Regions from separate parts of the Homo sapiens genome. Here region 2 is linked to region 1. Evidence: read pairs that join two places in POLR2A ChIA-PET (ENCODE). Cell type or tissue: Caco-2. All regions are shown on one strand. Region 1 overlaps UBE2D2 (ubiquitin conjugating enzyme E2 D2). Region 2 has its middle 9.8 kb from the start of STING1.

Evidence for each region. ChIA-PET counts read pairs that join two places held together with the same protein. Peaks named below come from ENCODE experiments on the same cell type or tissue, not always from the same donor. Only the 100,000 strongest peaks of a DNase experiment are listed, where the experiment ranks them.
Region 2: POLR2A ChIA-PET joins it to region 1 with 5 read pairs; 5 of 35 experiments call an interaction of 5 or more read pairs at or near these places.

Annotation. Positions count from the first base shown.
Region 1 is chr5:139,612,734-139,616,733 of GRCh38, forward strand. It overlaps UBE2D2 (ubiquitin conjugating enzyme E2 D2), which reads left to right. Exons shown (of 7, transcript NM_003339.3): 3 at 1,853-1,884; 4 at 1,964-2,041; 5 at 2,128-2,233. Among named protein-coding and RNA genes, the nearest start is that of CXXC5, 34 kb to the right of the region's middle. In Caco-2, no CTCF peak of the experiment used is centred here; no DNase peak of the experiment used is centred here.
Region 2 is chr5:139,490,599-139,494,598 of GRCh38, forward strand. It overlaps the pseudogene LOC101059986 and the pseudogene NCOA4P4. Among named protein-coding and RNA genes, the nearest start is that of STING1, 9.8 kb to the left of the region's middle. In Caco-2, no CTCF peak of the experiment used is centred here; DNase peaks (open chromatin) are centred at 2,223 and 3,834.

The DNA of each region.
Region 1 (4,000 bases):
TTAAAAATAGAGTGAGACTCGTGTATGTGTGCATGCATGCGTGTGAGCATGTGCGTGTGTGTGTTTTAGTCTTGTTTTTAATTTTTTTCAGAAACAGGGTCTTGCTATGTTGCCTGGGCTGGACTTGAACTCCTGGGCTCAAGTCATCCTCCCATCTCAGCCTCCTGAGTAGGTGGGACTACAGGTGCCCACTTTTGTGTCTTTAAACAACATACAAGGGGCTTTTTATAGGACTTCCCTTGAAGATACTAGGTCCAGTTTTAGTGGCCCAGAATGGCTTTGTCCTTGGCTTACTCAGTCCATTAAATGGTCAGCAGAGAGTAATATAAGTGTTTGTAAGTACTAGTGAGGGCTAATCTAAGGAAGGGAGCCTCAGCAATTCCTATCCTTTACCTTTAACCCCTAATCAACAAGCTGCTATTTTTAGGTTCAAGTCCCAGTGAGCAACAAACCAACTTTAGGGATTAATTTGATATTAAGGAGGTTGGAAGGAACTTTAGGATTTGGACTGACATTCTGGTGGATTTTTATATGGCTTCTTAGTCTTCATGTTTCTTCTACCTTGTGACAAGAGTTACCTGGTTTGGGTTGTTCAAATATAACCCCAGTGACAACTTCCCTTAGGTTGCTCAGATCATAGTATGAATGGTAAGTGTGCTAAGTAGTAGCTTAATTATAAGTAAAAACTCTGGCTTTTGATCTCTCATGATGCACTTAGTAGCATGAGAACATGGAACAAGCATCATTTTCTGCATTTGGAAGATATTTATTTATTGAACAAGTTTATAACTTATTAGAAGTATCCCTGGAGCTTGTAATCAACCTTGGGCTTTCAGCTAATATTTTCTTCTTAAATTTTACTCCTTTTTTCTCTTTTTTCCTCTTTAACTTATCCTTTACATTAGGAGAGATGTTTTTCTTTCTTTAATGAGGGCCAGTAATGTACAGACCTACACAAGAGTTTTTAGAAATTTTTTCTCCTTGTTAAAACCAGTCTTTCTTAATTTGAGTATTATCTACCTTGACTTTACTGTTTTGTCCCCCGTATACCAGCATTATAAAAGGAGTCATGCCTGTAATTCCAGCTTTGGGAGGCTGAGGTGGGTGGATCATCTGAGGTCAGGAGTTTGAGACCTGGCCAAACGTGGCAAAACCTTGTCTCTACTAAAAATACAAAAATTAGCCAGGTGTGGTGGCACTTGCCTGTAGTCCCAGCTACTTGGGAGGCTGAGGCAGGAGAATTGCTTGAACCCGGGAGGCGGGGGTTGCAATGAGCCGAAATTGCGCCAGCGCACTCCAGCCTGGGCGATAGAGTGAGACTCTGTCTCAAAAAAAAAAAAAAAAAAAAGTGTATTATATGTAATTGTTTTGAAGAAATGATTTACCCTGTGAGGTAAAGAAATAACTGTTTAAAAGTAGAACTGTAAGCCTTGTCAAGAAGTTTGTCTACCTGACATGAAGTTTCAAGAAGTTTTAGCCCAAATACTTTCGGTTTTTTTTGTTTTTGTTTTTGAGAGAGTCTTGCAGTGGCGCAGTCATGGCTCATTGCAGCCTCCACTTCTCAGGCTCAAGCAGTCCTCTCACCTCAGCTTCTGGAAGTGTTGGGATTACAGGTGTGAGCCACCACACCTGGCTCTAAATATTTTTCATTGAGCACCTTATCAGTGTTCTAGGCCATTCTAGTCATTTTTCTTGTTTCTTTAGACTGTTAATTTATGTTCCTCATCTTGCTCATACTCATTATCATATTATTTATAAATGAATTTGGATTAGAAGGGGAATGATATGTTACTATGGCGTAGATACAATGTAGATATTGTTACATGGTGACTTTTTTCTTGTTATTTTTCAGTGTTCCATTGGCAAGCTACAATAATGGGGCCAGTAAGTATTCAGATTAATTTCAGAATAAACAGTTTATGTAATTTACTCATTTTAATCCCACTTTTCTTGTTATCAACAGAATGACAGTCCCTATCAGGGTGGAGTATTTTTCTTGACAATTCATTTCCCAACAGATTACCCCTTCAAACCACCTAAGGTAATTAATTGGAATGTGGCAGTTTTTAATGTACTTTCTATAATACTAATAAACTAGTTTACAGAAAGTTTCCTTTCTTTCTGTAGGTTGCATTTACAACAAGAATTTATCATCCAAATATTAACAGTAATGGCAGCATTTGTCTTGATATTCTACGATCACAGTGGTCTCCAGCACTAACTATTTCAAAAGGTAACAGTGGGTATTTGATATCAAGATAAAGCAACCGTGTCTTTTGTCTTTTTAGAGTTATTTATTTTTGAAAAGATTACTTATGTTTCTTTTAAGAAGAGATAGCAATTCTTCTTAATCTGAAATGGACCTTGAGAACTGAAAACGAGTTGGATTTTTCAAGCAAAAGTATTCCTTGGTGTAGTGACTAGTCTGTCAGTTGTGCTACTCTAGCATAGGTTAGAAGATGAACACTGGGCCTGGTGCCGTGGCTCATGCCTGTAATCTCAGCACTTTGGGAGGCCGAGGCGGGCAGATCACAAGGTCAGCAGATCGAGACCATCCTGGCTAACATGGTGAAACCCCGTCTCTACTAAAAATACAAAAAAATTAGCTGGGCATGGTGGCAGGTGCCTGTAGTCCCAGCTACTCGGGAGGCTGAGGCAGGAGAATGGTGTGAACCCGGGAGGCAGAGGTTTCAGTGAGCAGAGATTGTGCCACTGCACTCCAGCCTGGGCAACAGAGCGAGACTCTGTCTCAAAAAAAAAAAAGAAGATGGACACTGGTATGAATGTTTTTTTAGAGCATAAAGTAGAGCACAATTAACATCTCTTCCAACCTTGAGATTCATGAATGGAAAAAGATAGATACTATTGCAGAATAGGAAATAGACCAGCCCTTTAGACAAATGCCTATGCTGTAAACATAGACGTTAGGTTCTTGAAGAACAAAATATAGGTAAATATTTTACCAGCTCTTGTCTTTAGGTTTCTGTATCAATGAACTGAGTGATGTAGTTGTTGTCTTAATGTGTTGATTTGAAATTGTACAACCCTTCAACATTATTCCCAGATGAAATCACAGTTGCGTTACAATAATCTAGATTTTTTTTTTTTTTTTTTTTTTTTGAGATGGAGTCTCACTCTGTCGCCCAGGCTAGACTGCAGTGGTGCAATCTTGGCTCATTGAAACCTCCACCTCCCGGGTTCAAGCAATTCTCCTGCCTCAGCCTCCCTTGTAGCTGGGATTACAGGCACCCGCCACCACGCCTAGCTAATTTTTGTATTTTTAGTAGAGACTGGGTTTCGCCATGTTGGCCAGGCTGGTCTCGAACGCCTGACCTTATGATCCACCTGCCTCGGCCTCCCAAAGCGCTGGGATTACAGGCATGAGCCACCGTGCCCAGCCAAATAATCTAGAATTTATAAAGGAAAACAAAAACAAGTATTTATGGCCTGGCACGGTGGCTCACGCCTGTAATCCCAGCACTTTGGGAGGCCGAGGCAGGAGAATCGCTTGAACCCAGGAGGCGGAGGTTGCAGTGAGCTGAGATTGCGCCACTGCACTCCAGCCTGGCCAGCCTGGGGGACAGAGCGAGACTCCGTCTCAAAAACAAGAATATTTATCAGATCTCACTGCTGTACTCTGAAAGGTGATAAAAGAGTTCACTGGATGTACTTTTGTGAAAATGAAATCAGTTGTTTAAGAGAAAAATCAAATATGGTAATGGATTAATATGTTTAAAATATGAAGTACAAAAATCAGAAAAAAATTCAGATCCCAATAGATGAATGGACACAGGGGAACCAAAGAATAAATAAATGAATGTTACGTTCCTATTTTTTACCTTTTTAATTAACAAAGATATTTTTAAAAGAAGACAAAACACTAATGAGGTACATTGAAATGAACACTCATATTCTTCAAGTAGAGGTATAGATTTGTAGAGCCCAGTCTGCCAGTATGTGTTAAGAGACTTAATCATCCATGCCCATTCACCCAATAATT
Region 2 (4,000 bases), 120 kb before region 1:
AGCCATTGATATAGTTTGGCTCTGTCCCCACCAAAAATCTCATCTTGAATTGTAATCCCCATAATCCCTACATGTCAAGGGTGGGACCAGGTGGAGGTAATTGGATGATGAGGTGGTTTCCCCCATGCTGTTCTCATGATAGTGAGTGAGTCTCATGAGATCTGATGGTTTTATAAGCGTTTGGCATTTCCCCGGCTTACACTCATTCCATCCTGCTGCCCTGTGAAAAAGGTGCCTGCTTCTCCTTTTCCTTCTGCCGTGATTGTAAGTTTCCTGAGGCCGCCCCGGCCATGCAAAACTGTGAGTCAATTAAACCTCTTTCCTTTATAAATTATCTAGTCTTGGGTATTTCTTCATAGTAGTGTGAGAATGGACTAATATAACCATCAACCCCCAACCACCAACCAACACCCCTACCTCATCCCCAGACAACCACTAATCTGCTTTCTGTATCTATAGATTTGCCTATACTGGACACAACATAAATCGAATCATGCAATATGTGATTGTGTCCGGCTTCTTAGCATCATGGTTTTTTTTTGTTTGTTTTTTATGTGTGTGTTTTTGAGATGGGGTCTCGCTCCATCACACAGGCTGGAGTGCAGTGGTGCGATCTCAGCTCACTGCAACCTCCGCCTCCTGGGTTCAAGCGATTCTCCTCTCTCAGCCTCCTGAGTAGCTGGGATTACAGGCACGAGTCACCATGCCCAGCTAATTTTTTGTATTTTTAGTAGAGACAGGGTTTCACAATGTTGGCCAGGCTGGTCTCGAACTCCTGACCTCAGGTGATCAGCCCTCCTTGATCTCCCAAAGTGCTGGGGTTACAGACCTGAGCCACTGCGCCCTGCCCTTAGCATCATGTTTTACAGGTTTGCCCATGTTGTAGCATGTATCAGTACTTCATTTCTTTTTATCCTTCTTGTTGCCAAAAATATTCCATTGTGTATAATGTTCCATTGATATACCACTTTTATTGACCATTAATTAGTTAAGGACAATTGAGTTATTTCCACTTTTTGACTATTATAAATAATGCTGCAATGATCATTCATGCCCAAGTGTTTGTGTGGACACACATTTTCATTTCTCTTGGGTATGTACCTGGGTGAGGGGATGCTTGGTCATATGGCAACTCTATATATAAACTTTTGAAGAACTGCCAGACTGCTTTCCAAGTGGTTGCACCATTTTACTTTCCCACTAGTTATGTATGAGGGTTCCAGTTTCTCTACCTCCTAGTCAATATTTGCTATTCTCTGCCTGTTAAATTCTAGCCATCTAGTGTATGTGAAGTGATATCTTATTTTTTTATTTTAAAAAAATTTTGAGCCAGGCGCGGTGGTTCTCGCCTGTAATCCCAGCACTTTGGGAGGCTGACGCGGGTGGATCACAAGGTCAGGAGATCGAGACGAGCCAGGCCAACATGGTGAAAACCCGTCTCTTCTAAAAATACAAAAATTAGCTGGGCATGGTGGTGGGTGCCTGTAATCCCAGCTACTTGAGAGGCTGAGGCAGGAGAATCGCTGCAACCCGGGAGGCGGAGGTTGCAGTGAGCCAAGGTCATGCCACTGCACTCCAACTTGGTGACACAGCGAGACTCCATCTCAGAAAAAAAAAAAAAAAAAAATTGGGGGCCGGGTGCAGTGGCTCACGCCTGTAATCCCAGAACTTTGGGAGGCCAAGGTGGGCGGATCACTTGAGGTCAGGAGTTCAAGACCAGCCTGGCCAACATGGCGAAACCCCGTCTATACTAAAAATACAAAAATTAGCCAGGTGTGGTGATGCATGCCTGTAATCCCAGCTACTCGGGAGGCTGAGGCAGGAGAATCGCTTGAACCTGGGAGGTGGAAGTTGCAGTGAGCCAAGGTCATGCCACTGCACTCCAGCCTGGGCAACAGAGTGAGACTCCATCTCAAAAAAAAAAAAAGAAAATTGCTGGGGGCCTACGGTACAGGGTGAGCAGGGCCTGAATCGTGACCCTGACCTGGACCTGACCTGAATTGCAACCCTAACCCGACTGCAACCCTGACCACGACCCCAGTGGATTTTATAGAGAGGAAGTCAGACAGGGAGGGAGAAGAATAGGATTTGATGTCATCGTGTTGTTTGGCATCCAGGGGCCTTTATTTAGAGTTGGGTTAGAGCCTCCACCTGGAAAATGTGGATGCCAAGTTGGGCATTATGTGGTTAACCTGACTTATTTTGAGCAGTTGGCGCTCCCTATCTTGAGGAATGCAGATTCCAGCAGTGACCCAGGGCAGAGAGTGTGTGTCACTGATGAGAGTGGGAAAATGAAACTCTTTAGTTAGCCTTTCATCCAATCTGTTTGTCAGATGCTATCTACCCCAGGGACTATAATCGCTGGCACAATCCCAGTCCCTAAAGGAAAGTCACTGGCCCTTGTAGAAGAAATCAGAAACAGAAATGATGTGAAAGTGTTTAATGTCTCCAAGGAAGACAGAAACCACCTTCTGCAAGATATTGTGATGTGTGTGCAGAGCAGCAGGAAGCGAAGACATGTGTTCCTGCTTTTCTACCCGTGAAGGGGTGCCCAGTTCAAGAGGAGCCCGATGGAGCCCTGCCTGCCACGGCTGTATGCCTTTGGGGTTATGATAGCTTGTGGGCTTTTCTAGTGAAAATGTCAAATGTTTTCCATAAAATGTTTAAAAGATCAAATTAGCCTTAATGCTGGATTGTCTGTACAAGATTAATAATCCATTGTGGCTTATGTATGCTTAAAGATTTCTGTTTATTTCCTCTTGCAGTCGTGCACATGATTTGGGTAAATTATGAGATGAGAAATGGTTTTCAGAGTATTAGATGGAATTTGCCCCCATCGAAGTTTATAAATGTGTTCACAGGGAGGGAGGAATAATAGCTCATTGCCTAACCAATTTTGCAGGTCATGAAAATGAAATCCCTTTCCAGGTGCAGCTTCAGTCCCATGCAACTTAAAATAATAACAGTTATTTGATTTTTTAGAAAACTATTCCAAAAGAAAACCATTTTAGGTAATCTCCCCCAACTCTTACTATTTGTTTGCTTATTGCTTCATAAATATAAAAATAAATCTAAAGGTTATAGACAAAAGAAAAAAATTTTTTAGTCTGGAAGCAGTGGCTCATGCTTGTAATCCCAGCACTTTGGGAGGTCGAGGCCAGCAGATCACTTGAGGCCAGGAGTTCAAGACTAGCCTGGCCAATGTGGCCAAACCCCATCCCTATTAAAAATACAAAAAATTGCTTTGGGCCCTAGGTTTGTGTGGCCCGTGTCTCAGCCCACCCAAGGTCCCCTCGGATCGCTCAGAGAGGCACTCGGACCTGGAGCAGTGAGCAGAATGAATACCTTCTAAGACCAGAGTGGCAGCTCCAGTAATAGAGAACCCCTTTTGAGGCCAGGCACGGTGGCTCACACCTGTAATCCCAACACTTTGGGAGCCCGGGGTGGGCGGATCACGAGGTCAGGAGATCGAGACCCTCCTGGCTAACACGGTGAAACCCCGTCTCTACTAAAAATACGAAAAATTAGCTGGGCGTGGTTGCAGGCGCCTGTAGTCTCAGCTACTCAGGAGGCTGAGGCTGGAGAATGGCCTGAACCCAGGAGGCGGAGCTTGCAGTGAGTCAGGATCGCGCCACTGCACTCCAGCCTGGGCAACAGAGCGAGACTCTGTCTCAAAAATAAATAAATAAATAAATAAATAGAACCCCTTTTGAGGTGTAGTGATGCATGGAGGGACTTGGAGCTTGCTATTGGTGGAGTTCTCCGGGCTGAACAGCAAATTAAAGATAACTTGAGAGAGGTCAAAGCTCAGATTCACAGTTGCATAAGCTGTCACCTGGAATGTCTTAGAAGTTGTGAGGTGTGGCTATATGAACAGGTAGACCTCATCTATCAGCTTAAAGAGGAGACACTTCAACAGCAGGCTCAGTAGCTCTAGTGGTTATTGGGCCAGTTCAATTTTCTTACTCATCAACTGGACTGTACCCAAAACAAAGATCTA